7 separate regions of the Mus musculus genome follow, and all the other regions are linked to region 1. Evidence: chromatin loops called from intact Hi-C (ENCODE). Cell type or tissue: heart. All regions are shown on one strand.

Region 1 (4,000 bases):
GTCATTTTTCACTTCATGATGCTCTCTTTTCTTCTCCATCATCTTCCCCCATCTATTCTTTGGCAAATCCCTCTGAGGCAACGGTATGGCATGCTGGACGTAAAGGTCGGTAAGGTTGTCTTTGTTTACCCTTACTTCATTTTCAACTGCTATGTTCTTCTGTGTGAAAGAAAACAAAAATAACTTCAAAACGCCATCTTTCATTTAAAAGCTGCCTAGCCATGTAACACGGTGAAAGCGTTATGCTTGAGTAAATTATAAAGCTACTTTCACACTCACTAAGAGCCAAACTGTATTATTAGATAGGGTATTAAAGACCCATTAAATTCTATCAAGTTCAGCTTCATCTTAGAGTGACCACGTGCCCTCACTGAGAGGACTGCTGGCCAAGTCCAGAAGTAGAGTCCATTTAGGCATATATTCCACCACCTCACTACCTTCTTAATCTAAATAAAAATGGGACATTGCCTGAGAAAAACAGATTAAAAAAAAGCAGCTACTGAGTCGGACCATTACACTGGTGGAGTAGGAGCTCAGTCTCAGTCTGTGTTTATGTCTCATGTTTCCTTTAATGTGGTGGGTGCCTGAATTTGTTTTGTCTTGGTGCTGGTGTCTGAACCCAGTGCCTTAAGTACACCAAGTACTGGCTTTATTATGGAGACCCCCCCCCCACCTCCAAAACACACACACACACACACACACACACACACACACACACACACACACACAGCACTACTGCAGAAGAAAACTTAACTCTCCATTCTGATGACAGTAACAATAGACCATTAGCAGTCTGCCCCACCGCATTTTCACCATTCAATTCACAGTCCAACCATTTAGGCATATTTATATATATATTTATATGCCTAAATAACTTAAATAACTTATTCTCTCTCATATCCCAGTTCTGTCTCAACATCTTGGAGCACAATATTGCAAAAACACACAGGAAAAATTGGGGAAACGTATGCTTTGCAAAAATGGAAAAAAAACAAAAACAATGCCAGCTGTTTAGTTTGATTTCATTTTTAAGTTGTTGAATCATCTTATTCCTCTTTCATACAGTATATTGCTGGCTTTCAACTTGCATTTACTCTGGGATGGGAGTATCTGAATACACTTGGACAACATTCCCAGAGGATGTCATCTGCTTGGATGGCACTGAAGGGGCTGCCTTCTGGCAGCAGTGCTTACAAGTGCTGTCCTTGGGTCATCAGCAAGAACTCGTTAAAATACAGTATCAGGGCACATTTGGAACGAACTTAATGAGAAGCAGATGATGGGGCTCAATAACATGTTTTAGTAAGCCTTTGATTATCCTGGTGTGAGTAAAAGATTGAGAATCACAGGTTAAAAGTCATTATTAAAATAGTGACTGAGAACTTCAAGAAATTAGAGAAAGATACGGTACTGGGGGGGCAAAACCACATGGAATACAAAACGTGCCACATAAAACTCTAAAGAAACTTTCAGCAGTTCTGCCATTTTAAATAAAACATCACACTTTTCTTTTATGATCTGCTATTATCTTAGGTCACACCGCAGGGGCGGCGGGGGGCGGGGGGGGGTGCATGCACCACCTGGAAAGCTAGGTGCTTTAAGTTCTCCAAACGGTTACTGTGTCCTGATAATGATCTTAAGAAGTAGGTCCATCTCTCTGAGACCCGAGTGTCTGTCTCTAAGAGAGGCGAGAAGCTACCTAACAGACTAATTTTCAGATGTTTTGGATCCAGCCCTGATTGCCCCAGACTTCTTCCCTCCCGGTCTGTTCTTCTAGTCTATCTCTTCCGCAGGCCGTTGCTTGCACACAGGCAGCGGAGGTCGTCTGTCACACCCTTTCCGAGCTCTAGAGGATTTCCCGGGGGTTCCAGTCACTCTCTGGAGGCTTCCTTTGGGGATCAAGGGAGGCAAGCCCCATCCGATCAGTGTGGGCGGGGAGCGGCCACGAGCCTCCCGCAGGCCTGCCTGTCCCCGGCTGCCCGTCCGTCCTCGGTCGGCCCGAGCGCCCCACCTGCTCCAGGGTGAGGAGGAGGAACTCCTGGGATAGCAGCTCAGGGTGCAGCAGCAGCTCCGCGTCCGTACAGCTGCGACCGCCCACATCCCCCGCCATGGTTGTCGCCAGGAGACCCCCTGGCCGGCCTCCCACAAGGCACTGCGGCGGAAGCGTCGCGGAAGTGACGTGAGGGGGCGGGACTCTGGTGTCACTCAGCGCGCCCGAGACGCGATGCTTTTCCCAGAGAGTAGAGTTTATGGCTGGCCGACTCGGCTGACGCACCTCAGCCAAGAGGACGAACTGGGACTGAGAGCGGAGCAGAGTCCTGCCCGGGCTGCGCCGAAAGCACCGGAGGCTAAGCAACGCGAGCTGGCCGCCATTGGTCCCGCCCCCTGTGACGTCCCATGGCAGAGGCCTCAGGGATTCTCCCGACTGCGTGGAGAGACAGAATGGAACAAGAGGGCAGACAGCTGTGACCCCAGATGGCATTGTCATGTCTGAAGCCATGCTTCTTTTCGCTTTTTACAATGTCTCAATCGTTTATTGCCTAATCTCCCTTCTACATAAAGTAAGCCCAAATAACACTCTGTAATCCCCTCTCCTCGGACATGGTAAGCATCAAGTATTGTTCCCTGGAAAGATCTTTAAACCGACCAGCTTACGTGTGGGAAATAATAAGAGAAAGTAGTAGCGCCAGTCCAGCGACTGTTACACTACTCCCCAGATCAGCCTGATGTGCTACTAGAATGCTTGTTTCTGGTATGAGGAAAATGAGCAATAGGACGGATAATTGGAGATCACAGACTGGCAGTGACAGGAACCAAGCAAACTGCCTTTGCGCTTACTAATAATTACAATGAAGTCGTGGTTTTTACTTTAACAAAATATTGTAGGCTTCAACTATATTCTAGTATTTGTGTGAGAAATCTCTTTCATCATTCATAGGAGACAGAGTCCTCAAGTTTTTGCACATTAAAAGGTTGTACTTCATACCTGTTATGAGAGCATAGTTTGTATGCTCTATAATGTATCGTTTTATTGGAAACTGTTGCATTGTTTATGAAAATATGAACTACTAGGAGTCTACCAAAAATATGCTTGAAAGAGTGCTGAAAAATAAATGAGATGTTAAATTAGTAATGAGAGACATCTTGTAAAATTTTCCAGTTTATGTGATGCTTTCAGGGAAGAAACAATTACAGAGCTGGGAGGAAATTTTAATGTTAGTGCTTAAAAATATTCAATCCAGTCCTTTTATTTTTGTGTTTGGAAAGCTGATCTAAGTGACCTTCCCTGAAAGGACAAGTCTTAAAGCTGGGCCAAATGTTCTCAAATGGGATTAAATGCCTTAGCTTTGTAACATTATTGTGCTAGTATATATTCAAATTAACCTTTATATTGTCGTATAATAATGAGTCTGGCATGGATGGCATCATTGGCTCCATTTCCTTCACTATAAGGTTATACTAGTTGCTAGAGTAGCTGTTTTGCAGGAAACTTGAACTTACAACCAAACCCAGTTTTCACTGGGTAAGCTGAGCTGGTCTCACGCCAGTTTCTTCAGGAAACTGCTGAAGAATAATTGAAATAAGGATTATACATGAGGTATGTGTACTTGTGAAGCACTGAGGGATATTAGAAAGTTACTGATCATAGAACTCTAAGAAGGGGCAAGGGGGTCAGTTTTTAAGTAGCCCAGGTATGGATGATTCCCAGGACCACTGAGGGCCCGATTCCTCTCCCTTAGAGCTTTTTAATCTCTGAGATAAAATTATTCTTGTCTCACCCTGTTGTAAAGATTGCACCTAAAATATGTCAAATGCTTCTCCAGTTGCTTCCACCTGGACATTTGTACCCTGTTGATTGACATCAAGGGAGAGAAGTAGCAAGAAGGTGGTGTCTGAAGCAGCCAGTTTCATGTCTGGAAATGTGGTCCCAAGTACTTGCTCCACTACTTGTCTTTGTGGCTTTTTGGACTCAGCACTCAAGCTGACACTTTAGACTCTT
Region 2 (4,000 bases), 840 kb before region 1:
GATGTACACACAGAGCTACAAAATAATTTCCTCAGGTAAGAAAAAAAAAAAAAAATCAAAGTCACCCATGTAAGTTCCTTGCTGAATTTAAACAAAAGATCATGTTTAGAATCTGAGAATAAATGCTGGATGATCTTATGTTTTCTTTTGGTTCAATGTTTTATTGACTAAATGTTAATGTTTGTGTAAATATCAAGCATATTTTCCCTTCAGACAATGACCCAACATGAACTCCTTCTGCTAGCATTTAGTGTTTATTCAGGACTTTAAAAAAAAAAAAAAGTACTTAACACTTTAGCACTGTAAAATCATGTGTGTTGGCTGCTCAATTATCAAGTAATCCTATGGGGTAAAAACTGTTACTTTACAGAAACAAAATACTCTAACCAGAACCAAAAATTCTACAAATGTCCACTGAGTAGTACTACGCCAAAATCTTCAGGATTTTCTGAACCTCTAACGCTAAGAACTAGTGAGCCACTTACCCTAGTTGTTCTCCCACACCCTACAAAAAGTAAACACACACTCCTGTGTATTGGGAAGCACTTCCACTGTGTAATAAATTCACAACGTGTCATTGCTGTTACCAAGTTTTAAACCTTAGCAATTACTATTAATAAAATAACTGTAGTCACTTGAACTTCTAATCAGAGACTCTGACACTGTGTGCTTCAGGGCTCAGGTGTGCACCAGAAAGGGGAAGAAGTAACAAACACTTGGAAGCAGGATTCCCTGAGAGTCCCAGAGTGTCCACACAGGCTTCTTTCCTATCCTTTCCAATAACCTCTAACATGTACGTCAATTACCTTCCCATCCATTTATGTCAATTATTAGGCAGCACAATGAGAAAACTAAAGATTGGAGGAAACAAATCAAGGGCTAGGAGGAGAGGAATTAGTATCCCTCTTTTGTGAGGAACAAGGATAAGATGGTATCAATGTGATCTAATCTATCTATTTGATAAACTGACCACGGACCGAAAAGAGGGTAAATAAACTCTAGTTTTAGTCAGATAAGCTCTTCAACAAAGGTTAGAGAGTACTTATGAGGGGGTTTTAGTAAGAGGCTATTTAAACACAGAATACATTTTATTCAGGCATTTTTTTTTAACATCAGTAAGGTCCCTGCTCTTAAAGACTTCTAACTTGAATAAAGGAAATGAAGTCATTTTTAGGAAGTCGTAATCAAAGTATGTTCTCTCGTTTAAAATGCACATTTTATAAGGCCTGAAAAGTTCGCCCGAAACAAATTAGTCGGGCCCTTTGAAAAAAAAAAAAAAAAAAAGACTAACCCAAAAGATTTCAAGGACCCTGAACAAACACCAGCAAATAACTTAAAAATAGAACAAAAGTATCAGAAGAAACCATTCCGGAAGCGGACTGGGTCGAATTCTGGGAACTCACTTTGCTGGCCTTGCCAAAACGAGTATCTCTTAAACATCACTAAGGATCTCTTCAAGGCTGTTACCCCTATCGTTGGTGCCCCCCACGCTCCCGCGCCCTCCCAGACCTATAAAACTGTAAAATTTTCCCATGCCGAGGTCGGGTGCGGACCCTGAAGAGGTGTGGGGCCTGGAACGCCCAGGCTGACCAGCAAAGCTTCCCCGCGGCCCCCGATCCCGAACAGCCACGCTGACCACACCGCTTTTGTGTGGACAGGGAACAGGGCCTGGAGGTCTCCCAGAGCTGTCCGGGCCGCCCCGGCCCGTCCGGTCCCCGCCTTGTTCCAGGCTCGGCCCTCTGGGCTACGGGCCCTTGGGCGCCGCCTCACCTGCATGCCCGGGGCCCCGGGATCGACCCCTGTGTCCAGGACGGCGATGAGCACCCCGCGCCCGTCATACTCCGGGTAGCGGCACAGGAAGGAGGAGGCCCCGGTCTCCTTCTTTGGTAGAAGACCGTGGAAAGGAAAGGGCTCCTCGGTCGCGGCGGTGGCCATGGACGCAAGCTGGAGGACAGACGAGGAAGAGGCAAACTGCCAGGCAGCGCGCGGACGAGCGGCGCGAGGACACCCGGCTACCGCGGGACGGAGGTGGGGAAGGGGCGGAGCCTGGCCACCAGTACCCAATCGTGTGCGGTCAGAGGTGTCTAGCCAATCATACGCTTCAACGTAAGCTAACGGCGCCGCTACGAGTCACGACGAGGGAATGTTACCCAGGCTGCAGAGCTGGAACGGAGTGTGCGCTGCTGCGGATGACAACGCACTGGAGGGAGGTTCTTGCCTTCCGAGCTGTCACTCTCCGTGAGAAGCAGCGAGAGGAACGGGCTGTCTGCCTGAGGCGTGGGATCCTCGCGACGCCGCCGAGGTTGGCTTAACCCGCTGCGGACCGGAAGCCTGTAAAGTCGAGCGCGGAAGTCTCAGATTTAGCGGCCCGGCCTTTCTGGCAGGGTGAGGTGCTGTTTAGTCAACAGGAAGTGGGTTGTCGGCTGTTTTGTCGCCAGAGTCCCCAAAGCAAAACACGTGACAGAAATGAGCTCCCTCCTGTCTTCGTGGCTTACTTACCCTTGGCATCCGGAATTTCAGAAAAATACCTGCCTTTTCTCCAGTGAAGTTCCTCTTTGTAACACAGTTACCGAGCCATAGTTTGCGGGGTTTTTTTCCCATTAGGATGCACAGTGACAGCAATCGTAAATGGCATTTGAAATTTAAACTACACAGATTATCCAGTAACAAAGGTTGCCAACATTCATAATTAAGAATATTGTGGGGGTGAATTAATATTTTCCTATTTGTGACAAATCTACTCTGTACCAGTGAGAGATTCTGCACGTTTTTTCAGTGTGTAGCCTGCCTGGAGGCCTCTGAAATACTGAGCACCGAACCACAGCCATAAGTGTGGTAATTCTTCTCTTTAGTGGCAGCGACTGCTGTGTCTACTCCAAAAGTCCCAGCAGCAAGAAGGCGCCCAGAGTAATCTTAATTATCCCATTGACAAACTCAAGACACCTTACCACAGAGATGTCTTTAAATGCATAAGATGAAATATATAGGATTATACAGGAAGTAGACGGTTGAAAGAATTATAACAACTTAATTTTTGTTGTATTGCAATAGTTTCATATATGTAAGTAATTACATGTGTGCTCTTTTTAAAATTAAATAACAGAGCCATCGTCAAGTCTAATAACTAATGTTATTTTTAAATTGGAAAACAATTGTAAATGGCATTTGAATATATCTAAACTACACACTTTAATAACAAAGGTTGCCTGTGTTCATAATTAAGAACATGTGGAGGATGAAAATAATTTTTTCCTATTCAATCATGGGCCCTGTGCATTTCTATGGTCTCCAGTTTAAGAGGCAGGTTCCTAGAATCCCGTGTATGCCATTTGTTTCAAACCACAGCATTTCCATTGACTCCTCATACTTTGCTCTATGAGCAAATATATTAAAATATATTAAATTGTAACTTGAAAGAATTTCTTGGGATCAGAATGTTAATTTTTTCTTTTGGATTAAGTTAACTTACAATTACAAAGTTGATGAAAACAATGAGTAAATCTTAAGATTAAAATGAACAAAAAATGGGATGGGAGGGAAGGGAGGAAAGAAAAGGCAGCTTTTCCCTAGAAGTTTGATGAGAATTAGACATATTTCCATTTATAACAGGCTATTCTAGGGCTGGAGAGATGCCTCAGCGGATAAAAGCACTGACTGCTCTTCTGAAGGTCCTGAGTTCAATTCCCAGCATCCACATGGTGGCTCACAACCATCTGTAATGGGATCTGATACCCTCTTTTGGTGTGTCTGAAGACAGCTACAGTGTACTCCTATACATAAAATAAATAAATCTTAAAAAAAAAAACCAGGCTATTCTAGTTATAAGTATAAGATTCCCACGTGTATGTCTCTTATAAAATCAGAGCCATCAGCTGCTACCCTTTGGAGCAAACCCCCTATCTCATCCCCCTGGCCCCCTGCTTATATGAGCGAGTTCCCCCACCCATCCACCAACCCACTCACACCTTACTGATCTAGCATTCCCCTACACTGGGGCATG
Region 3 (4,000 bases), 1.0 Mb before region 1:
CTCTAAAACAATAAAAATGTGTTGTTACAATCCTAGAAGTCACAATCTGAAATGTTTCCCTGGGTTAATTAATATTAAGACATTTAGCAGGGCTGAATCCTTCTGATGTATGGGGTGGGGGTTTCCTAGCCTCTTTTTTTTCTTCTTCTTCTAATGGGGCATTCTTAACATTTCTTGCCTTGAGAACCCTCTCTCCATCTTCCTAGCCTTCAGCTTAATCTCTTAAAATCTCCCTCTGCTTCTCTCTCAAAAGCACCACTGTCTTATCTGAACACTGTAGCAATATGATTCACAATAAGCCAAATGTTCACAAACTAGTAAACGGATACATAAAACTGTTTAATAGGATTCAGTGATAGGAATTATTTGAGAAGAAGAAGCAGGGTACACTTACACATTCCAAGTGCAAGGTGACAGATCAAAGATCTCATTCTGTGACTCCATTCAATAGTCACAAATCATATTGGTGGGTGTCTGGTGTGAAAGGTAAGAGAGGGAATGGTAAGTTTCCTCTAGAAATGATAAGATGCCCTTAGAATTTGATGATAGCTGCAAATGAGTGTACAATTACTGGAAATTGAAACTTAGGACAGGTAAATAAAGCATAGAAAAGGTATCAGACCTGAGCTGGCAATGTGTTAGTGGTAGAGCGGACAGTGGCAGTACGGACTCCATTAAGGGACAGATCACACCATAAGCACACCCACGTCTAGAGGTCACCTTGATTATGTCATTGGTTGGTTAGTCGGGTTTGTTGTTTTCATGTTTTTCTGCAGGAATCTTGTGAATGATACAATGTAAACTGTTTCCATTCTTGCAAGAATTGGTGACCATAAACTGTTTCATGGTATGTTCACTGTCTACTCAGAGTATGTACCATTCCTATGCTCATAAAAATAACTCCAAAATTCCATTTGTTGGCTCCGTTTTTTGTTTTGTTTTGTTTTTGTCTGTCTTTTTAAAAATCACTTGCTCATTTGCCATAAAAAGGCCTGTTTCTGGTCTGGGCTGCTTTTATTCTCCTACTACTGAGGAGAGTTTAAGTCTTGTCTGGCTGTAAGAGTAAAATTTTTCCCTTGCAACATCTCAGTGTTGGCTCCTGGTTTTTGACACTGTAACACACTCAAGAACCCAAAGAAGAGAGGAGAGAGTCTGGGGAAGAAAACGGGCAGAGGAGGGAAAGAAGGAAGACAGGTTAACAGACAATAAGGAAGTGTTAATTTAAAAATGTTAAGACTGTAACTTGAGAAAGCACTTGTCATAAATGGCTTTCCCTTAGTTGTTTCTTAATATGTACTGTGTCAGAAGAGGGCAGGTAACCAAGTGCATAAGGGGGATTTAATTCATTTAGTAAACATTTGCCACGTGTTATCCTAATCAGGAGAGTCAGTCAAATAAATACACACACACACACACACACACACACACACACACACACACTCCTTAAGGAAAAAGACAAAAAGGACATGTAGATGAAGTCCTAAGTAAAAGCTGCAATCTGAGGAACTGGAAGAGTCAAACCTCTGCAGTTGGGCTTGCTTGGTAGGTTTGGGGTGAAGTGGCAAAGCCCCTGAAAGAACAGGAGGAAATTCTGATTATTTGGCTCTAAAGAGGAAGGTACGAAGTCTTTGGGTGGGACTGAGTGGATGGGTCCTATATACCCTCAGGGTTATCCAAATGAAGTGATGGGCACAAGGATGCTAGCAACCCACCCTTCTGATGACCGGTAGACAAAGCAGGCAATGGTAATGTGGGAGGCTTAACCTAGCCTGGCGCACAGGGAATTACGAGGTCAAGTCGCCAAAAAATAAAAATACTTTAGGTGAATGGATAGATAGATGATTGATAAATGAGAGAGAGAGAGAGAGAGAGAGAGAGAGAGAGAGGAGAGAGAGAGAGAGAGAGAGAGAGAGAGAGAGAGAGAGAGAGAGAGAGAGAGAGAGAGAGAGAGAGAGAGAGAGAGAGAGAGAGAGAGAGAGAGAGAGAGAGAATGAGAGAATTTTAAGTGCAAGATTTTGTTTTGGGCCGCATGCATAGCTGTCCTATGCCCGCGAGGTACTGAATCGTACCCGCCTGAAATGCAAAGGGATAAAGAATTCACGGCGGGATGTGAGGAAAGAAGTTGTCAGGGTTGACTCCGTGTCTTCCGATGGGCTGATCAGACCGGAAGAAGCCAAGGCAGCGACAAGAAAATCCTTTCCCGCGCTCGGCTCGGCGGTCCCAGCATACAGACTCCGGCTTCAGGAGTCCAGCCTCCAGGCGCCCGCGAGGGGCGTGGCCGAGCTAAAAGCCGGCAGAAAACTCTCTTTCCCGGCGAGCCTCGCGGCGCGCCCCACGAGCCCCGGGCGAAGCCTGCGTGCGCCAGCGCAGTAGCGGGCCGCGCTGACGGGGGCGGCGAGGCGGTCGCTTCGAGCGTGTTAGTTCGCTCCCTGAAGAGAGTGAGGGCGGTTGGGCGCTGGCGGTCACTCGTGCGTTCGCTGGTAAGCGCGGCGGCGGGAAGTGGAGGCAGCGGTGGTGAGGCCGGCCGGCAGCTCCTCGGGGGCTGCTGCTCTCCTCCGCCCGAGGCGTCCGTGGAAGCCAAGCGCTCCCGGCCGGCAGCCGCCGACGGTCTGTTTTGCCGAGGAGGGTGGACACGGGTTTAGGACGACGGGCAGGTGGAGCCGGGCCGCGGCGACTCTCACGAGCTGTTGGGGGTGACGGGAGCTAAGCCTCCTCCCAGACGGGCCCGGGACGCGCGCGTTCGTTAAGCGAATAAACGACGGTTCCCGTCGACCTCTAACCTCGGGTTTGGAATTTTTTTTTTTTTTTTTTTTTTTTGGTCGTATGGTTGGTCGACCCCGGCGATCCTAGAACTCACAGTTTTGTTCGCGCGGTGACAGCCTAGGTAGTGCTGCAGACGGAACAGACAGTGAGTAAATGTTTATTTTTTTTTAAACTGGAAGTCGGGTGGCCGTGGCGTTTGGGGAGCTTAGTGGAAGCTAACTACCAGAAAATAACTACCTTGTGAGTGTGAGTAGCCCCTCCCCCCTAAACTGTTGGCTTGATTGTCCAGGACGTTTGAACCCCGTACCGCATCAGCTATATTTGTTTTGTGTCACAGTCGTCACCTTGTTTCTACCGGGTTGGTGGGTTGGTGCAGTGTTCTCCCTCTGCTGTGGGGCGACACTGAGGCTGAGCCAGGCTTCCGTCCTCCCTTATCTAAAGCGTGGGGGGGGGGGGGGGGGCGGAGATAACAGTCGCTTCGAGCGCTTACCATATGGGACGTTTTCGGTGTTGCTGAAGCAGTCTAGAACAAGTTCATAATGAAGTCTGGAGGAAAGCCGTTTTCCTTAAAATCACAGGTTAGTCTGGAAGAGCTTCCCAGGTTGATATTAACTTAAAAACATGTATCTAAGTGTACTGTTTTTCTGAAATCCCATTAAAGTGACAGGAAAGAGTTCTTTATGGGGTTGGTTGGTTGTTTTGTGTTTAGTTTTGTTATTGTTTGTTTTGTTCTGTTTTTGAGACAGGGTCTTGCCCAGTCTGGTCTCAAATTTGCAGATTCTCCTTTCTGCCTTTCAAATCCTGAGATTATAGTCAGGCCCCACCCAACCTGGCTTTTGCGAGGGTGGGGGGGTAGTCACTGGGAAAGACACCTTGGAGATATTAACAGTTGAATAATGAACTCTTAAAAAGCAGTGGTTAAACCAACGGGGGGGGGGGGAATCTATAAAACTAGTCTGAATTAATAAAAGCCTTCAGATCACACAAAAACTGGCAGTTCTTGATATATTTGGAACTGGAAGGGGAAGTGCATTGATGTGGATAGAGGTGCAAGACTAATATGTTAGTTTAAGTCTTTTTAAGGAGCAGTAGGGTATTTCCATTAGTTTCCCCATTTCACTCTCTTGAGTGATTGTGTTCCCCAAGTTTAAAAGACTAGAAAGAGCACAGAGGAGAAAGAAGAGAAGAAAAAAGAAAAAAATTAGAGGCTTATTTTGACAAAGGTTTTTTTTTTTAA
Region 4 (4,000 bases), 1.0 Mb before region 1:
ACACAGCTACTTCTGATCTAGCCCAGTACACACCGGGCAAGACCCTAGCTCAAATAACCAAAGCTAACCAAATAACATTGCCAAGGGAAACAGGTTCATTTATGAATGAAAAAATACAATGGAAATTGCTAGGAGATGAAGCTGTTAAGAGTAAAACACTTGATTTATAAAACATGCAACCATCTGGTTTTGGATTGTATGCTTTAAGCAATGGTCACTGAATAAAAATAATCTCTTTGCTCTCATTTTATCTTAAAAAAAAACAAACAAACCTGCCATCTACCTGAAGATTTTACATAGTTGTCACTGAAAATGAAAGATATCAACATTTCCTCATTTGAACCACTGTTTTATGTGAATATCTCTGAAAATACATATATTTATAGGTTTGATGACACAAAGTATATTGTAGAAAATTATGAAATATCAGAAGATATTCACAGAAAATGAAAAAGAATGACCCAGAACCCATGCTGGCACTCTACTTCTTTGCATCCCGTGACTGATCTGCATCTCCACCCTTTGTAGTTAAACTCTGAAGGGCTTCTGCTATGGTATCCTTAGGACTTCACTCAGAGCCTGCTTTCTTAGAATGAAGAAAGCCACAACTACTGGAAACAAGACCATTACAGGCATAGATTATTCTAGTAAGATGCAATGGTAGTCTCAGGGAAAACGGAGTTATGAAGGCTGATTGATTGTCCAGCACTGTATCTGCAGCTATCTGGGGTTTATATCTGCTTTTATCTTTATGCTTATAACTTCATGCCACCCACCCTTTGAGCTGTTCTTTCTAGTCTGATCCCTGCATAGACATCAAAGAGTAAAGTCTGCTACATATATATCCTCATAGAAATTTTCTGCCTAAGGCCCTCAGCTATTGAAGCAAAAGATCAACTCCTTACCCTACATACCTTCTTCTGTCCTTCCACATTACTTTTTGGTTTTCTGAATGTTGTCTTCCTGTAGCCCCTTACTAATTATTCATTCTCATCCATCTTTCAAAGTTATACTCAAATGTCACTTTCTGAAGAACTTTTTTTTTTTTTTTGCTGTTCTAACTAGGCCAGATACCCTATCCATAGTGAGGAACTTTTCTTTCTAGAATATGATTAAGCTTTCTAAATGTGTGTGTGTGTGTGTGTGTGTGTGTGTGTGTGTGTACACAAATGGTTAACTCCTGAAAGTCTAGTTTTCCTGAAATTGCATCTCCAGGCCTAGTCTTGTAGAAGCCAGGTCTAACAAACATTTTTAGGTGTCTACAATGCACTAGGCATTATTGAAATTGTTCTCCCTCGTTTTGATTAACATATTAGGACTTGCGGAATACCACTCAATTTATTCACAGTATCTCATAAGCAATATAAACCCCAAGCTTCTAGGACGGCACTAGAGGAATGACTTATGAAAGTCTTTGGAATGAACAATTCTGTCAAATAAACATACTGTTTGCAAAACCGATATCGATTGCCTGAGTTTATTCTTTTCCATTTATGTGCCTTTCGTGTCTACATGCTGAAGTATCACATTCAGTAGAGAGCTAGACATCCAATAAAATCTCAGTAAAGCCTTCCACATATCACAAACAGTATAATCAATATTCTGCATAGAAAGCAACTGAGACCCAGAAAAGTGTTTTGCTGAGGATTGATAAGAGCTGCTAAGACAGCAGCCAGGTGCCCCCCCCGCCCCCCTTTTCTATCAGCGCCCTTGCCTAGACTACCAGACCAGACCTGGGAGGCCTACCTGTGAGTATGAGATTCATGCAGCACATGATGCCCTCTGGAGTTCAGACTCTGAGGAGCCAGGAGACTTCCCACTGCCCCCTCTTTGAGGCTCCGAAGCACCTGAAGGTGACAAAGGTGCAGGTGGAGGAGAACCGGGAGAGCAGGGATGTTGCAAGTGCAACTGCTGCAGCGCTACTGTGCCGGGTTCCCACTACTGTCCTGCGGTGGCCAACCCAGTGCCAGGCGTCCCTAGTCCCCACTGGCCAAGACCAGATCTAAAGCCTTGTAACCTCCTCCCGGCCTGCTCCCTCACTCCCAGCCGGAAGAAAAGGCTCGCCAGGAGGGGGAGCGCGCAGGCCTGAAGGGGGCCGCTTCCTACGCGCTAGGGACTGGAGAGGCTGGTGGCACGCAGACAGTGACAGCCTGAGAGCTGGGAGGGGAGGCCGCGATGAATGATTATATCACCAATAATAACAATAGCGGGGGGGGGGGGGGGGCAGGGGGAAAAAGAATCCCCTTGCCTTGGCTCACAACCAGGCCGTCTATGTTTTCCACGCCCCTTACCCCGTGGAGGGAGGACAAAGCCTGCTACTCCTCTTGACCTCACTGGCCGAGAAGCGAGGGTGCAAAGAGAGGATGGCCACTGCAGGCCGGGTGCCTGGGATCCGCTAGCGCAGCGTGGAGACCCGCTCCTGAAGAGAGTACAGGGATACCCACGGATGCACCCCCCTCAGGCCGAGCTTTCTTCTGGTGATTTCTATCCCTTACATCTCTCCTCAGAGACTCAGCTCGACCCAGATCCTTCCAGGGGCGCGGCGGGGTGGGGGTGGGGGTGGGGGTTGTCCTGCAACGAGGCAGTGACGGCGCTACGGAGAGGCGGAGCGCACCGCAGTGCCTGGGCTAGGCCCTCCGCTGGGGAATACCTCTGTTCCTGTTGGGTCCCGGAACTCTGGTGCTGGAAGGCAACACCAGATCTGCATCCTCAAGTCTCCTACCCAAGGCCCAGAATCTTTCGTCCCATTGAGCGCACAAGAATAGCACCGAGTGACTGGGTATCATTGATAACACCTAGCCTCCCTTTCAGCGTTTACTATATACCTGCCATTTGCGGTGGATACCTTGAACAAAATATAAGTTGGGAAATCTTTGCTGTGACTCCAGACATGCTAGTTGCGCAACTGTAGTATTTAAGGTTGCCAGAAAGCCGTGCTCCAAAGTTGAAAAAAGAAGTAGAAAGGAAGGTAGGGGGGGAGAAAGGAGGAGGGAGAGTGAGGGACGGAGGGAAGGGACGAAAGTAGTTGGGGGTGAACTCCTGGCAGGATTTCCGCTAGTCCTATGGCGGACTACATATCCCAGGAAGCTAAGGGGCCCGGGACGCGTTTTCCACTCTGACCCACTCATCCACTAGCAGAAGACTTTACTAAGACTGGTCACAGCGCAGGCCAATCCTTCTCCTCTCACCTTGGCTAGAACTTGCGACGGATTCGTTCCCAAAGTGATGCTCTAGTGGCAAGAGTAACACAAGTTTGTCATTGTCCGGAGAAAGTGGAGCCTGCGGTTCTTAACCAGGTTCAGCAGAACGTGTGGCATCCTTCTCCTGGACATGCCACCGCTCGGGTTGTGACATTCTTGGGCACAGCATAGTCCCACGCGCGGACCCCGCACGTCAAGCGACACTTTAGGGACTTTGACTGCTGCTAGGACTGACCACCGTCCTCCTACCTACCCAGGCTAGCTCCGTCCACTTAGCACGTTTGCATTTATTCGTGGATCTTCCAAGACTCGGTCTTGTAAATGTTCAGCATTTCGCTGCTTTCCTGCCTTTTTCTGGGGACTGTGCCAGCACTTGCCCAGACCGGCGGAGAGAGGAGGCTGAGCCCAGAGAAGAGCGAAATATGGGGACCCGGGCTAAAAGCACACGTGGTCCTTCCTGCCCGCTATTTCTACATTCGGGCGGTGGATACCTCAGGGGAACAGTAAGTGGAGAAATGACTCCTCAACTATTTGAGATCGCGGTTTAAAATAACTCGAGGGGTTTTTGTTCCTGTTGTTTATTTTGGTTTTGTCCTTCATCTTTATATGCCCCGACTCGTCTTTACTGCTGTCCATTTACATTCCAGAATTCTCGAGTGCTGTCTACATCTGGTTATAATAGACTTTTCCTTCAAAATCAACTTTTCTCTGTGACTTAATAATTCTGAAATATGTATAGTGTAAATAATATTGCTAAAATAACAGCTCTCTTCTTGGCTGTTTAGATGGGAATTGAGGCT
Region 5 (4,000 bases), 250 kb after region 1:
CATAAAGTCATTAATTTTTTTATATAAAACATGGGCCCCAAGAGAAATACAGCTATTAATGTTATATGCAGACGTGGATAAGTGATTTTTAATATGAACATTAAGAAACATTAGTATTTTCGGCAGGCACTGTACAAAAAAAAGGTTTCTAAATGTCTTTGTGTGTGTATACATACATGGGGGGAGGGGCTTGTTGTTAGAGGTATCCCACTGGGGGCTGGGCTTTAAGATTTCAAAACCCTGTGCCAACCCCAGTCTCTCCCTGTTCAGGTGTCTTTTCGAAGCAACAGAAAAGTAACCAAGACAATGTGTATGCATGCATCCGTGGGAAGAAAGCAGTGTGCAACCGGAATGAGCTTTAGACATAATAAAAGACACATACATGTATTCCCCCTGTAAATTAAAAAGGTAAAAGGGATGTGACCCAGCGAGGCTCATTTTGTAAAATGTGTTTGTTTACACATAATTATAAGAATAAAGAGAAAGAAGAAGGGTACACTAGGTTCAGAATATAGGAGAGTGAGAGCCACCTGCCCATATAATCATTACCAATAAACATATTTTGTATGCTACAGTTCCTCTCATATGCAATTATGTGTCTCAAAGAGATGTATAGAAGAAATAAAAATGTCCAACACATTTTCCAATTTTCAAAACCAAGAAACCCAGATGTTTAACAGATCAATGGACAAATTGGTTTATGTTACAACATCAAATAACAGAAAAAGGTGGCCAGTCATTTTGTAAAACAGTTCTAAGATCCAGCGTTTAACTTCTCGGCAATATCTGGTGGTAGTACTGCTTTTCCAACATTTCGTACTCTTTCTACTCAAACTGTTCTGTTTTCCAACCCCCACTTGTTTGACCGCGTGTTCTCAATCTCTTGAGACCTCTCTTTCGGCCTGTTCATCTGCCTACTCTTGCAGGACACCATCTGCGCGCTATTCCCTGGGTTTCCATTAGAACCTGCAAGGTAACAGGACTTCAAAGTTAGGTCTCCTCCTGTGTCACGGGCACACCCACCGAAAGGACTACTGGAAATCTCCGGTAGAATATGCCACAGACACTTTAAGTGCAATTACAGCCGAAGCTCGTTTTCTCCCACTTTTAATGAGCCACATTAAACGGGCGACAAGCAAAGACTCAAGCTAGAAATCCCAGCTTCACACCGACCCCGGAATTGAGCGAAGCGGTCAAATTCTGCTCTCCTAATGTCACACACACACACACACACACACACACACACACACACACACACACAAGTTTCGGGAAAATTACAAAAACTGAAATTCCGCAAACGCAGAGCACTTGTAAAAAGTCTCAGTTCGCTCCACAGACTGACTCTGCCCAGGACATCTTCCGGGTCGCGCAGAGTTCGGCTCCCCTTCTCCCCGGGACGAATCACAAGACCCAGGCAGCCACCCAACTCCATCTGCCGAACCCTTTGCTCCTCAAAGCCCAGGGAGAGGCTGCAGAGGATCCGTCCGCGGCCGATTCCCCGATCCCCAAGCGTGACCTCCGACCTCTACCTTGAGGGCTCTGGCAGCCCTGGAAGGTGGGCCGGCTTCACGTCACCCTACCACACGGACCGCCAGCTCCAGCTCCCAGGACCTTACCTGGAACCTGGTCCCTGTCTGCCAGCCAACCGCCGAGGCTGTCCAGTACCCGGGCCTCTGGCAGAGGCTAGCTCTAACAGCGGGAGTGAACCAAAGGGAAAGCACTCGGCCGCAGGACACACAGGGGGCGGCCATGTTGGCCGTAAGAAACATCCTGGCGGGAGGGGAAAGGGGTGGAGCCTGGAGACTGCGCAGGCGCAGACCTCCCAGGCGGAAGCGCTTCCTTAGCAATTGCAACTAGGGGCGGAGTTCTGTAGTCCAGCCCCTCGCCGCTGATTGGGTGCGCGGCAGCAGGTTGCCTTGCACATGGCTTTCGGCTTACTAGCAGCTGTAGTCCTAGCTGAGTTCCTGGTACCCACGCTCAGACAAGCCTTCCACAGTCTTATTCTCACTCCAACAATCCAAGCTGGCTTTCCTGTCCGCTTGCCTTCCCGCAAGGGCCTTCTGCTCCCCCTTGAACTTGCCCGTTTTAAAGATCTGTTTCAAGACATTCTTCTTCCAGCAACTAACCATTCTGGCTTCCAACACATTGTGTTGACTCTTAGCTGTCTGACCCACAGGCTGAGGAAAAGCACCTCCCTGCTCAACTTCATGGCTCTCCCTGATTGCCTCTGAGCCTTAAAGCCATTAAGAGTGGCTGCAGACACAGGAACTGTCTTTGCCTTCTGAAACTTGAACTTCCTAACCCTAAGTCTAGGGTTATCTCTACCAGATACAAGTGGTTGAATAAATCACTCTTAAAGGGTTTTCCAATGTTGAAAATTATCATTGAATAATTTGATAATGTTGAAATTATCATTAGAAGTTTAAAACATACTCAGAAAACGAGATCAAGGTGACCGAGTAAGAGGCTGAGAAGTTAAAAACACTCTATGTTCTTTCAGAGGACCTGGGTTTGGTCCCCAGAACTCTTGTGGAAAATCACATCTATCTATCTATCTATCTATCTATCTATCTATCTATCTATCTATCTATCACATCTATCACATCTATCACATCTATCTATCTATCTATCTATCACATCTATCTATCTATCTATCTATCTACCTATCTATCTATAATTACAGCTCTAAACAATCTGACACCTTCTCTGAATTTCAAGGGGATCAACCATGTCTGTGATGTACAGACACATATACATACAAGCAAAATATTTATACATGTAAATTAGAAATCTGTTTTTTAAGTTATGAAGTAAGTGCTGGCATCGTACAGTTATCACCTCATAAAACAGCTCTAGGGAAATAGAAATTGCATAGCTTCAGAAAAATAGAAGAAAAAAAACCCCTCCAAATAGGATGCTTGTAGTAAAGGGGGGAAATCATTATTTTCCCCTTTGTTTGTTTCCTTTACATTAGTGAAAATCTCTTCATTCAGTGGCAGAAGTCCAGGACTAGTATTTGGAGAAGAAGAATAAGTTAGAGGCGAGGCAGTGCTGGCCAGAAAAGCAGGTAGGCTAACTCCAGATCTTTACCTCTCCCTCTATCTCTCCAAATCCAATCCTCTAGTCTTATCTGTAGCAGAACTGCTGTGGCCTCTTCTCACTCTCTGATCCCATTCCCAGGGGACTAAACAGACCCTGGTAGATCACCCACCTTCCCTCCCTCTGCAGCCCTCCTTACTTCCTCCCCTCCAGCCCATCTTCATTCCTAAATGTCAGCTCTCAATACCAAGAAACACATTGTACCTGGAACCCCCAGTAGCCACAACTGGCTGGATCTGAGAAGCATTCTACCAGGCAACACACAGCCACCACAGACTCCTAAGAACCAGAGAAAACAAACAAACAAAAAACAAGGAAAAGAAACCCACTCAGCAAAAGCAAGACCAGATGTCAGCACCTGGAATTACAAACATCCCCAAACCCAGATGCCTACATGCCATCATAAAAACAGAATAAAAACCAGCCAGTATAACATGTCTCCATTAGATCCCAGCAACAGGCCCGAGAACTGAAACTTAGTTGAAGACAAAGACTTTAAAGTAACCTTCATGAATATGATAGAGGTACTTAAAGAGGAAATTAATAAACCCCTTTAATAAATCTGAAAATACAAACAGTGGAAGGAAATCAATAAAACAGTCCAAGACCTGAAAGAGAAAACAGGATCAATAAAGAAAACCAAAACTGAGAGAAAATCTGAAAATAAAAAATTTAGGGACTCAAACAGGAACCTCAAAGGCCTCACAAACAAAATATAAGAGGGGGTAGTGAGAATCTCAGGCATAAGGGCTCATATGTAAAATAAAATGGAATTTTGTCAAAATAACAGTAAAGAGATTCTCAGGCTTTGAAGACACCATAAAGAAGCTGATACCTCGGTCAAAGAAAATGTTAAATCTAAAAAAAAAAAAAAAAAACCTGACACAAAACATCCAGAAAA
Region 6 (4,000 bases), 730 kb before region 1:
TGAATTACTCTGCTTCTGCTGAGTCCTGCATATTAAACTGGGTCCTCTGTGCTTTAATATGAACAAATTGATATCCTTGCATGGAGTCTTCTGCTTTTATCTCCCTCCAGACTCTATGTTTCATTCTGCTGAGATGTTTTAGTTATTTCCCACTGACATTAAGCAACGCCCCCCCCCCATCCACAAACACACACACACACACACACACACACACACAACCCAGCTGGATCTGCACACCACCTTCTAAAGCAGATTCTGCCACCACATCATTAACTCTTCCTTTGCCTTATGCTGGTCACCTGCAAGCACAGGAAGTATGATAGTAAAGTACCTACTCTTGTATGTGTCCACATACATGTTGTCTTTCAAAATTATCACCTTAAAATGAACAATCTGCTGTTCTTCCCACATGCTCTCTTTTATATATGACTTGATGTTTCTTACTATGTTATAAGCTGTATAGTTGTATGGTGATTCCCTCCCTCCATTTGACTCAGTTCAGTACCATCTCCTTCCCCTGTCTATGCCCTTGACTATGTGTCTTTGTCAATGGAGACAAACAGGGAAGAACATGAGGAGAGAGACTATTTTATGGAGGTTTTTCATGTTTCAGCAGCTTGCTTCTTTGGAGCTCTCGTAGTAATTATAATCCAGTTGCACTCCAGAAAACCCCATCAGAGCAGATATACCTACCCAGCTCCACAGCCCCTAGTGCACAGGGAATATCATTCAACTCCATTTCCTTTCCTGGATGCACTTAAGATATACACCATAGATCTGTACAATGTTACAGACAAAAGGGTATGCATTTATTATGACAATTTCCTGACAGATGGATGGAAGGTATCTTAAGGAAAGAGGACTTTTCTGATTCTATCAAATACCCTAAGGCCTAGCAGAACATGTGTTTCTGAAGACTCTTTGTATGCATTCCCTTAGGATATAGCTTGACAGGTACAATACAGTACTGGGTGATACAGTCCAAAATCAACTGATTAATTCACCATTTCCTATCACTATTGCTCAAAGCAAAGTTTTATGGGTCACTTTTAGGAACCTCTGTGTTCTACACTATTAATGTAGTTACTTTTGACAAGAGTCTGCCTATTTGATAGGATGTGGAGCTTTTGCTCTAAATTGTCCTTTCAATGGATAGTTTTTAGTTCTTAAAACTCACCAGAAAATTCCTGAATTGGAAATGACTTACAGATGGAGACATGAAAATCCAGAGTCACAGTCTCCGGTCTATGTTCTTCCCTCCTTAACCATGCAGACATCCCAACATTACAGTACACTCATACAATCTGAAGATGGCAACCCTTTCTTCATAGGTCTTCAAGCAGCCCTCATGTTTCTATCTTTTATCAGGGTTGTTATGAATGTGAAACTGTCTGCCAACACTGAGTCTCATTAATATTCAAACATCTGAGAGGAAAAGTACCTCAGATCTCATTGTGCTATGCTTAAGGAGAAGACATAACCAGAGCATTCTGTCTCGCTTTTGGTAACTATGATCAGGCAAAGTGTCTGTTGTTCTGAAATTATTCCCATACACTTTGTACCAGAAATGATCCCTGCTCATTTCTGCTGTTCCCACTGCAGTGTGGTTTGTCCTAAATTCCAACGATTAACAACCTCTTCATGATAATATACCCTTCATCTTTAAAATAAAGAAAATGAAGAGAAGTGTTGTCGATTCACCGGCGCGTTTGGGATTTATCACTTTCCTGCCTTGCAAAAAGAACAGCTAAGAAGGCAACTTACTAGCCCCGCACTCATAGAAACTCAACTGTTCACTGTCAAGACACACCAATTACAGCAAACCAGTTCTTCATCTCCAACAGCGCGAGGCCACAGCCCAGCCGGCCGTGTAGGACTAAGAACGCGCAAGCGCCCTGCAAGTTGCAGGCGAACTTCCGAGATCCGCGCCAAACGTCGAACGCTACCCCAGCAGCGAAAAGGGGGCAAGCACACTGGGCTGCGCATGCGCGCTCCGAGCCACCCACTGTGCCCACCCATCCCTGGTTGATTGACACCATCCTGAAAACTCAGGGATTACACTGCGCTTGCGGGGAAAAGGAGGATGAGGGCGGGGCACGGCTGTGGGCGGAGCCGGAGGCCGGGACCCAGCCGCGCGAGCGCAGTGGTTTAGCCGGCAGGAAGCCGGGCGCGCGGGGGTGGGGCTGGTGCACGGGGGCGGGGCTCGGGCCGCCGCGCATTGTGCTGCGGCTGGCCGGCGCGGCAGGCCCCGGACCCGAGCGGTTCCCGGGCATGGTGAGCAAGGGGCTGTTGCGCCTTGTCTCTTCAGTCAACCGCAGGAGGATGAAGCTTCTGCTCGGCATCGCGCTGTTCGCCTACGCCGCCTGTGAGTGCGTGCGCGGTGGGCGGGAGCCCATTCATTCCCGCGCGGCGGGGAGCGGGCGCTGCGGCCGAGCAGCAGGCTGTTCAGGGCCGGGGACCGGTTCACAGCTTCCACGAGGCTGAACTTGTGCTGTGGAGCCGCTGGCCGCTTTGCTTGCTGCCCGCTTCCGCGTAGGCCCGGCGTCGGACCGGTGGCCGGTGTTGGGGCCTTTGCCCGGGACGCGGTGGACACGTTCCCCGAGCTGTAGACACTGCGGACTCGGCCAACCTCGCAGCGCCCGCCAGCTCGTACTGACCCGAACCGCTGTGCTGTGCTGTCCACAGCACCCAGGGTTAGGGTTAGGGTGAACCTGGAGAGTGCGGCGCGGGGACATCCTTGGGGACGGTGCTGGTTAAGTAGGATAAAAATATTATAGCTATTGGCAGGGTCCCTGCTCCGACTGTTTGCTCCGCAGGAAAATTACTCAGCAGCTGAGTGTTGCCATTCTCCGTGGATGCCCTGTGTGGCCATGCTCTGATATCCTGTCTCACACTCCCCGCTCCCCACTCTCCTCCCGCGCCACCAGGTACTCCTCCAGCGTGTCGCGGAAGGAGGCACAGCATAGGGGGCAGGCGGGGCGGGTGTCAATTGGATCCTTAGCCTGTTTATCTTGAGGGGCCCTCAGCTTCTCAGAGAAGGCAAAGTCTAGTTTTTTGGTGTTTGTTTGTTTGTTTTTGCTCTGTGCAACTGGATATAACAGCTATTACTACTTTACCAAGTACCAAAATTGGGCTAAAAATAGCTCTCAGAGTGAGTGAGCTCCTTCTGAATCCTGGCCACCCAGGCAAACATACTCGAATGAAAACTGCTAAGTGATTGAGTTTCCAGGGTCTGATTCCCAGGTGAGTAGGTACTTTGGAACGTGGGTTCAACTGATGGGATGATGGTGTTAGTAGGATGCAGACTGGCTGCTACAGCTCAGCTGTTGCAAGAGGAGGAGGAGGAGGAGGAGGAGGAGGAGGAGGAGGAGGAGGAGGAGGAGGAGCAGGAGGAGGAGGAGCAGCAGCAGCAGCAGCAGCAGCAGCAGCAGCAGCAGCAGCCAGGAAGCTCTGGAAAGGCTTCTGGTTGCTAGGAGAAGTTTTAGATCTGGGTGGCTTGGTAGATTTGATTGGTTTCAGCAAGGAAGGAAGAATTAACTTCAAGTGTGGTCTGTATTGAAGAAGATGATTATTCAAGAAAAAGACCCCTTACAGCTGAGTAATTATTACTGTTTTATTAGTAATGCCTAAGTTAGCTGAGTGCTTAACTGTATGTATAGGTATGATCCTTATCCTGCCAGGGGTAATACAGGTAAATATGAATAGTAATAGTGTTTTATGGGTGAGAAAATTAAAAGCATGAGGGATTAGCACCTTTATCAATCTTAGAGGGCCAAGATTCATTCCAGCCCGAAAGGCAGTGATCTGGGTCTAGAAGTCAGGTCTCTGGATAGCAATTTCAGGGCTGATTTACTTAGGGAGGGATACCGAAGTGAGGCATAGGTGTTTAGAATTGATAATAGGGAATTTATGAAGCTATAGCAAGAGTTTTCATTTGACCATCATGTTTCTCTCAGTTGTTAACATTGTCAGTTGTAGACAGTGGTAACAGGGCACAGCA
Region 7 (4,000 bases), 350 kb before region 1:
CATGCACGAGAAAGTCCGGTTTCTACCTCTGTATCTATAAACACTTGGAAAGTGAATGGAGGGAGTGCCCACAGCACAGTTGAGATGTTCTGATAAAGTAGTGACCTTTAGACTAGAAAAACCACAGTTGCTAACTATACCAAAAAAAAAAAAAAAAAAAAAAACCCAGGCTGGAAACACACCCAAAATTATTCTCATTCCTCCTCAAAATCTCTGCAGAAAAGCCTGTATTGGGAGAGGAGCAGAGAAGTCTCCAGGGGAGGATACCAGCAAGCCACGCCCACTGGCCAACGGGCTGTTTCTTTTTGGGTCAACCAAGGAGCAGGCCTGTGCACCTCCAGCCCAAACTCGGACCTGTTCATCCCACACACAGACGCAAACTTGGCAAGACTGGCCTTAAACCTGTTAGCAAAATAAGGAGAGCCAAATAAGGAGGAAGCGGCCAACCTGAATGGGTTAGGGTGGCAGGGCCCACTCCACTTGGCACCCAGCTGTGTCCCCAAGCTGTTCACAATACTACTGTAAGTCACCTCTGCTATCCATTAACCACCACCCGCGCACACCTTCCGGGAGGATCGCTGTTGTGTATAAATAACAGCGTTTTGCAAATCAAACCTCTCCACACAATGCCAAGCTAACAGCGCTCAAAAGGGAGGTGCCACCGGGGCATTAAAAGTCACACATCAAATTCTTGCAGAACCACTTGCTTAAATCGCCCTGAATAAATAAACTGAGGGGGCAGAGCAACCGGGAAAAACTTTGGTTGAGGAGGTTTAAGTCTTGGAAATGCGGGACCGGGCGCAGGGACTGGAAGGAACCAGGCACAAAAGCGCCCTGCGCCGAGGCAAGGACCTCCTTTATGGAACGTGACAGCAGCTTTGTGCCGGATCACGAATAGTTCTAAATACTGGAAGTTCTCCCCGGCCATCGCAGCCTCCCGCTTCCTAGCGCTGTGGCCCTCAGATCCCAGGCTATTCTTCCCAGGCACGCGCGCCCGGCGACCTGGCCACTGTTCGGTCCCACGCCCGCCCACAGGCCAGGGCTGCTAGTGTTCCCGAGGGCTTTGGGTCCTTGGTCCCCGGAGTCCGCCCGCGGAGGGCGCCCCACCCCCACGCCAGCCCCAGGCAGAGGGAGGCGAGGGCTCGCAGGAAGGTGTGTGTATCCGAGGTGCGGGTGCCCGGGGACGCCAGGCCGCGGCGGGGCTGAGGGCACCGGCCGGGTACGCAGGGGTACGCGCTCCCTGGCCCTCCCCGGGCGGCCGCGGCCCGCTCGCCCCTCTCTTCCAACTCCACGGACCGGCCCAAGTTTGCAGCCCCCGCCATCGCCTTACCTCGCCGCACAGTGCACGCCGAGGCCGGAGGGCAGCAGCGCGAGTCCCGGGGCGGCGGCCGCGCTGCGCCCGCCCAGATGCCGCTCTTTGTCTGCACCGCTCCCTCCTCCCGCCACCAAGCGGACGCAATTGGACCCGGCGGACCCCGCCGGCCCGGGAGCCCCGAGCCTGCCTGCCGCCGAGCCCTCCTCACCACCACCGTCGCCGCCGCCGCCCGCTCGGCCGCGCGCACCGGCCTGCGATCCGCGGCGGCGACCCTCCCGCGCAGCGCCCGCCTCCGCGCGCTCCCCGCCCGCGCTCCTCCCTGGCTGCCGTGACGCCGCCCAGGGGCCGGCCCAGCCCGGCGCACGCGGGGCGGGGGACCCACCTGGGAGTCCCAGCCAGGCCTCGGGAAAGCGCCGCCTGGGGGCTTCAAGCCGTAACCCGCTCTAGATTGGAGCTGGGGGCACCCGGGAGGGGCTGCTAGGGATAAGGAGGTGCCACTTGCAGCCCACGAGACCGGGTGGTCTCCGCACCCGGCTGTGCGTCGGGAGCCTTACAGCGACCTCCCTACCCCGCCCCCCAAGCATTCCCACGGCACTCTCAGCCAAACAGGCCTGGTGTCTGTCAGAAAAGTGACTTACATAAAAATGTCACTTCCTCCCAGTAATTGCTTGTGGGCATTTTCTTTATTTATTTGCCTTGCATTTATTTACTTTCCCATCCAGACACTTTTTTACTCCATCCCCCCCACCCCCAACCTCCAGGCGGGACCACTTCCTAGTGGGGGAGGAGAGGAAACCCGACCTCAGCTGCCTCCGCAGCGTCCTGGCCAGTTTATTAGAGCCCAGGAATTCTTTAGTACAGGAGGCTGAGAAAGCTTTAGAAGGAAACCTTGCTCTCCCAGACTTGAGTAGTAGCTAACCTATAAGCAAACTTGGAAAGCTAGAACCCTGGATCGAAGAGAAGGACTGGATCCAGAGGTTTCTTCTCCAAGCTCCTTCGCTCCTTATACCCCAAAGGAACCCCTGATATTCAAATAAATTCCGCTTTCAGGTCGGACGACTCACATTTATGTTAATGAGATTCAACCCTAGCCCTTGTTTCCTCCTTATTAAGGCAGAAACAATTCACCCTACGTAACAAAAAAAGAAAAAGAAAGAAAGAAAAGTTGCCTGCCTTCTTATAGGAAGTTCCCAGGCATAAGTAACGTGAGGAAGCTTGGCTATAGTCCTCGCAGCCATTGACCGTAGGCTCCTGAACTGTGTCACCTTACACAGGTGTTTCACAACTTCCTCGGCTTTATCACATGAGATGTTTACCTGCCTTCTATGTTAAGTACCTGGCACGTAGCCTGACACGAGGGCACTAGGAGGCATCCTGTACAAAATCAGCACACCCAACAGTCTCTTCCAGTCGGAGATGCTAGCTTCATCCGTTCTTTGTTACAGACCTCATCTTTGTTACTATCTAGCTTTACAACAATGAAGGCAGAACTCTAACCAATAGTTTAGCCCTACTTAAAATTAGTTTATGCTAAATAAGTAAGACGATATGGACACAGTTTTTAAGCTTTTGCTTTGAAAAGTGGCCTCAGACTCCTCTCACTGATTCTGTATAAGATCTCCAGGGAGATTTGAACAAGAAGGACTCCCCTTGGCTCATATATTTGCAGGCCAGTTAGTAAACTATTTAGATTAGGAGGGTATGTCCTTGTTGGAGGAGATGAGTCACTGGGAGTAAGCTTTGAACTTAGCCAGCACCTGTGTGTCTGGGTGTCTGTGTGCTTGCTGCACAGTGGATCAGAGTATAGCTCTCAGCTACTTCCCTAGCAACATGCCTGGCTGCTACCAAGCTTCCCACCGTGATGACAGTGGACCAAGCCACTGGAATTGTAAGCAAGCCCCCAATTAAATCCATAGATGATAGATCAGTGTGTGTGTGTGTGTGTGTGTGTGTGTGTGTGTGTGTGTGAGAGAGAGAGAGAGAGAGAGAGAGAGAGAGAGAGAGAGGTGTCTTAGGTTTTTTTTCCACATTTTTTTTATTACGTATTTTCCTCAATTACATTTCCAATGCTATCCCAAAAGTCCCCCATACCCTCCCCGCCACTCCCCTACCCACCCATTCCCACTTTTTGGCCCTGGCGTTCCCCTGTACTGGGGCATATAAAGTTTGCGTGTCCAATGGGCCTCTCTTTCCAGTGATGGCCTACTAGGCCATCTTTTGATACATATGCAGCTAGGTGTCTTAGTTTAGTTTGGGTGTTATTGCTGTGAGGAGACACCATAACCAAGGCAACTCTTATAAGGGCAAATACTTCATTGGGGCTGGAGTACCATTTCAGAAGTTCGGTCCATTGTCATCATGGTCTGAAGCAGGGCAGCATGCAGGCAGATATGGTGCTGGGGGAGCCAAGAGTTCTACATCTTGATCGGAAGGAAGCCAGAAGGAGACTGGGCAGAGCTTGAGCACTAGGAGACCTGAAGCCTGCCCCCACAGTGATGTACTTCCTATTCCAACAAGGCCACACCACCTAATAGTGCCACTCCTTGTAGGCCAATCATTCAAACACATGAGTCTGTGGGGCCAAATCTATTTCAACCACCACAAGACAGATTAGTTAGACACAGCTATCGATGATATATATATATATATATATAGAGAGAGAGAGAGAGAGAGAGAGAGAGAGAA

What was found. Peaks named below come from ENCODE experiments on the same cell type or tissue, not always from the same donor. Only the 100,000 strongest peaks of a DNase experiment are listed, where the experiment ranks them.
Region 2: a loop joins it to region 1, with 3 times the contacts of the local background. A loop is called at or near these places in 2 of 42 quality-filtered maps.
Region 3: a loop joins it to region 1, with 4 times the contacts of the local background. A loop is called at or near these places in 2 of 42 quality-filtered maps.
Region 4: it touches region 1 in a loop (3-fold over the local background); 2 of 42 quality-filtered maps call a loop at or near these places.
Region 5: it touches region 1 in a loop (2.6-fold over the local background); 2 of 42 quality-filtered maps call a loop at or near these places.
Region 6: a loop joins it to region 1, with 2.7 times the contacts of the local background. A loop is called at or near these places in 3 of 42 quality-filtered maps.
Region 7: it touches region 1 in a loop (2.6-fold over the local background); 2 of 42 quality-filtered maps call a loop at or near these places.

The regions. Positions count from the first base shown.
Region 1 is chr1:43,096,874-43,100,873 of GRCm38, reverse strand. AI597479 (expressed sequence AI597479) reads right to left here and starts at 2,164. Exons shown (of 4, transcript NM_133818.1): 1 at 2,012-2,164; 2 at 1-159. The coding sequence starts at 2,110. It also overlaps a transcript of Tgfbrap1 not described here. In heart, no CTCF peak of the experiment used is centred here; a DNase peak (open chromatin) is centred at 2,173; H3K4me3 peaks cover 2,343 bases; H3K27ac peaks cover 2,101 bases.
Region 2 is chr1:43,932,024-43,936,023 of GRCm38, reverse strand. Tpp2 (tripeptidyl peptidase II) reads right to left here and starts at 2,030. Exons shown (of 29, transcript NM_001310540.1): 1 at 1,771-2,030. The coding sequence starts at 1,935. In heart, no CTCF peak of the experiment used is centred here; a DNase peak (open chromatin) is centred at 2,103; H3K4me3 peaks cover 2,924 bases; H3K27ac peaks cover 1,832 bases.
Region 3 is chr1:44,100,808-44,104,807 of GRCm38, reverse strand. It overlaps Tex30 (testis expressed 30), which reads left to right and starts at 2,367. Exons shown (of 6, transcript NM_001356297.1): 1 at 2,367-2,480. In heart, a CTCF peak has its summit at 2,283; DNase peaks (open chromatin) are centred at 2,327 and 3,067; H3K4me3 peaks cover 2,539 bases; H3K27ac peaks cover 2,140 bases.
Region 4 is chr1:44,118,021-44,122,020 of GRCm38, reverse strand. It overlaps Poglut2 (protein O-glucosyltransferase 2), which reads left to right and starts at 3,248. Exons shown (of 10, transcript NM_023645.3): 1 at 3,248-3,703. The coding sequence starts at 3,522. Bivm (basic, immunoglobulin-like variable motif containing) reads right to left here and starts at 2,053. Exons shown (of 10, transcript NM_144558.4): 1 at 1,747-2,053. In heart, CTCF peaks have their summits at 2,065 (motif pointing right) and 3,212; DNase peaks (open chromatin) are centred at 2,070, 2,610 and 3,140; H3K4me3 peaks cover 2,665 bases; H3K27ac peaks cover 2,618 bases.
Region 5 is chr1:42,849,043-42,853,042 of GRCm38, reverse strand. Mrps9 (mitochondrial ribosomal protein S9) reads right to left here and starts at 1,810. Exons shown (of 11, transcript NM_023514.4): 1 at 1,617-1,810. The coding sequence starts at 1,751. In heart, no CTCF peak of the experiment used is centred here; a DNase peak (open chromatin) is centred at 1,812; H3K4me3 peaks cover 1,757 bases; H3K27ac peaks cover 1,483 bases.
Region 6 is chr1:43,825,980-43,829,979 of GRCm38, reverse strand. Uxs1 (UDP-glucuronate decarboxylase 1) reads left to right here and starts at 2,141. Exons shown (of 15, transcript NM_026430.4): 1 at 2,141-2,365. The coding sequence starts at 2,272. In heart, no CTCF peak of the experiment used is centred here; DNase peaks (open chromatin) are centred at 2,009 and 2,849; H3K4me3 peaks cover 2,641 bases; H3K27ac peaks cover 1,911 bases.
Region 7 is chr1:43,443,358-43,447,357 of GRCm38, reverse strand. It overlaps Nck2 (non-catalytic region of tyrosine kinase adaptor protein 2), which reads right to left and starts at 1,607. Exons shown (of 5, transcript NM_010879.3): 1 at 1,331-1,607. In heart, CTCF peaks have their summits at 1,141 and 1,758; DNase peaks (open chromatin) are centred at 317, 1,067 and 1,647; H3K4me3 peaks cover 2,763 bases; H3K27ac peaks cover 2,897 bases.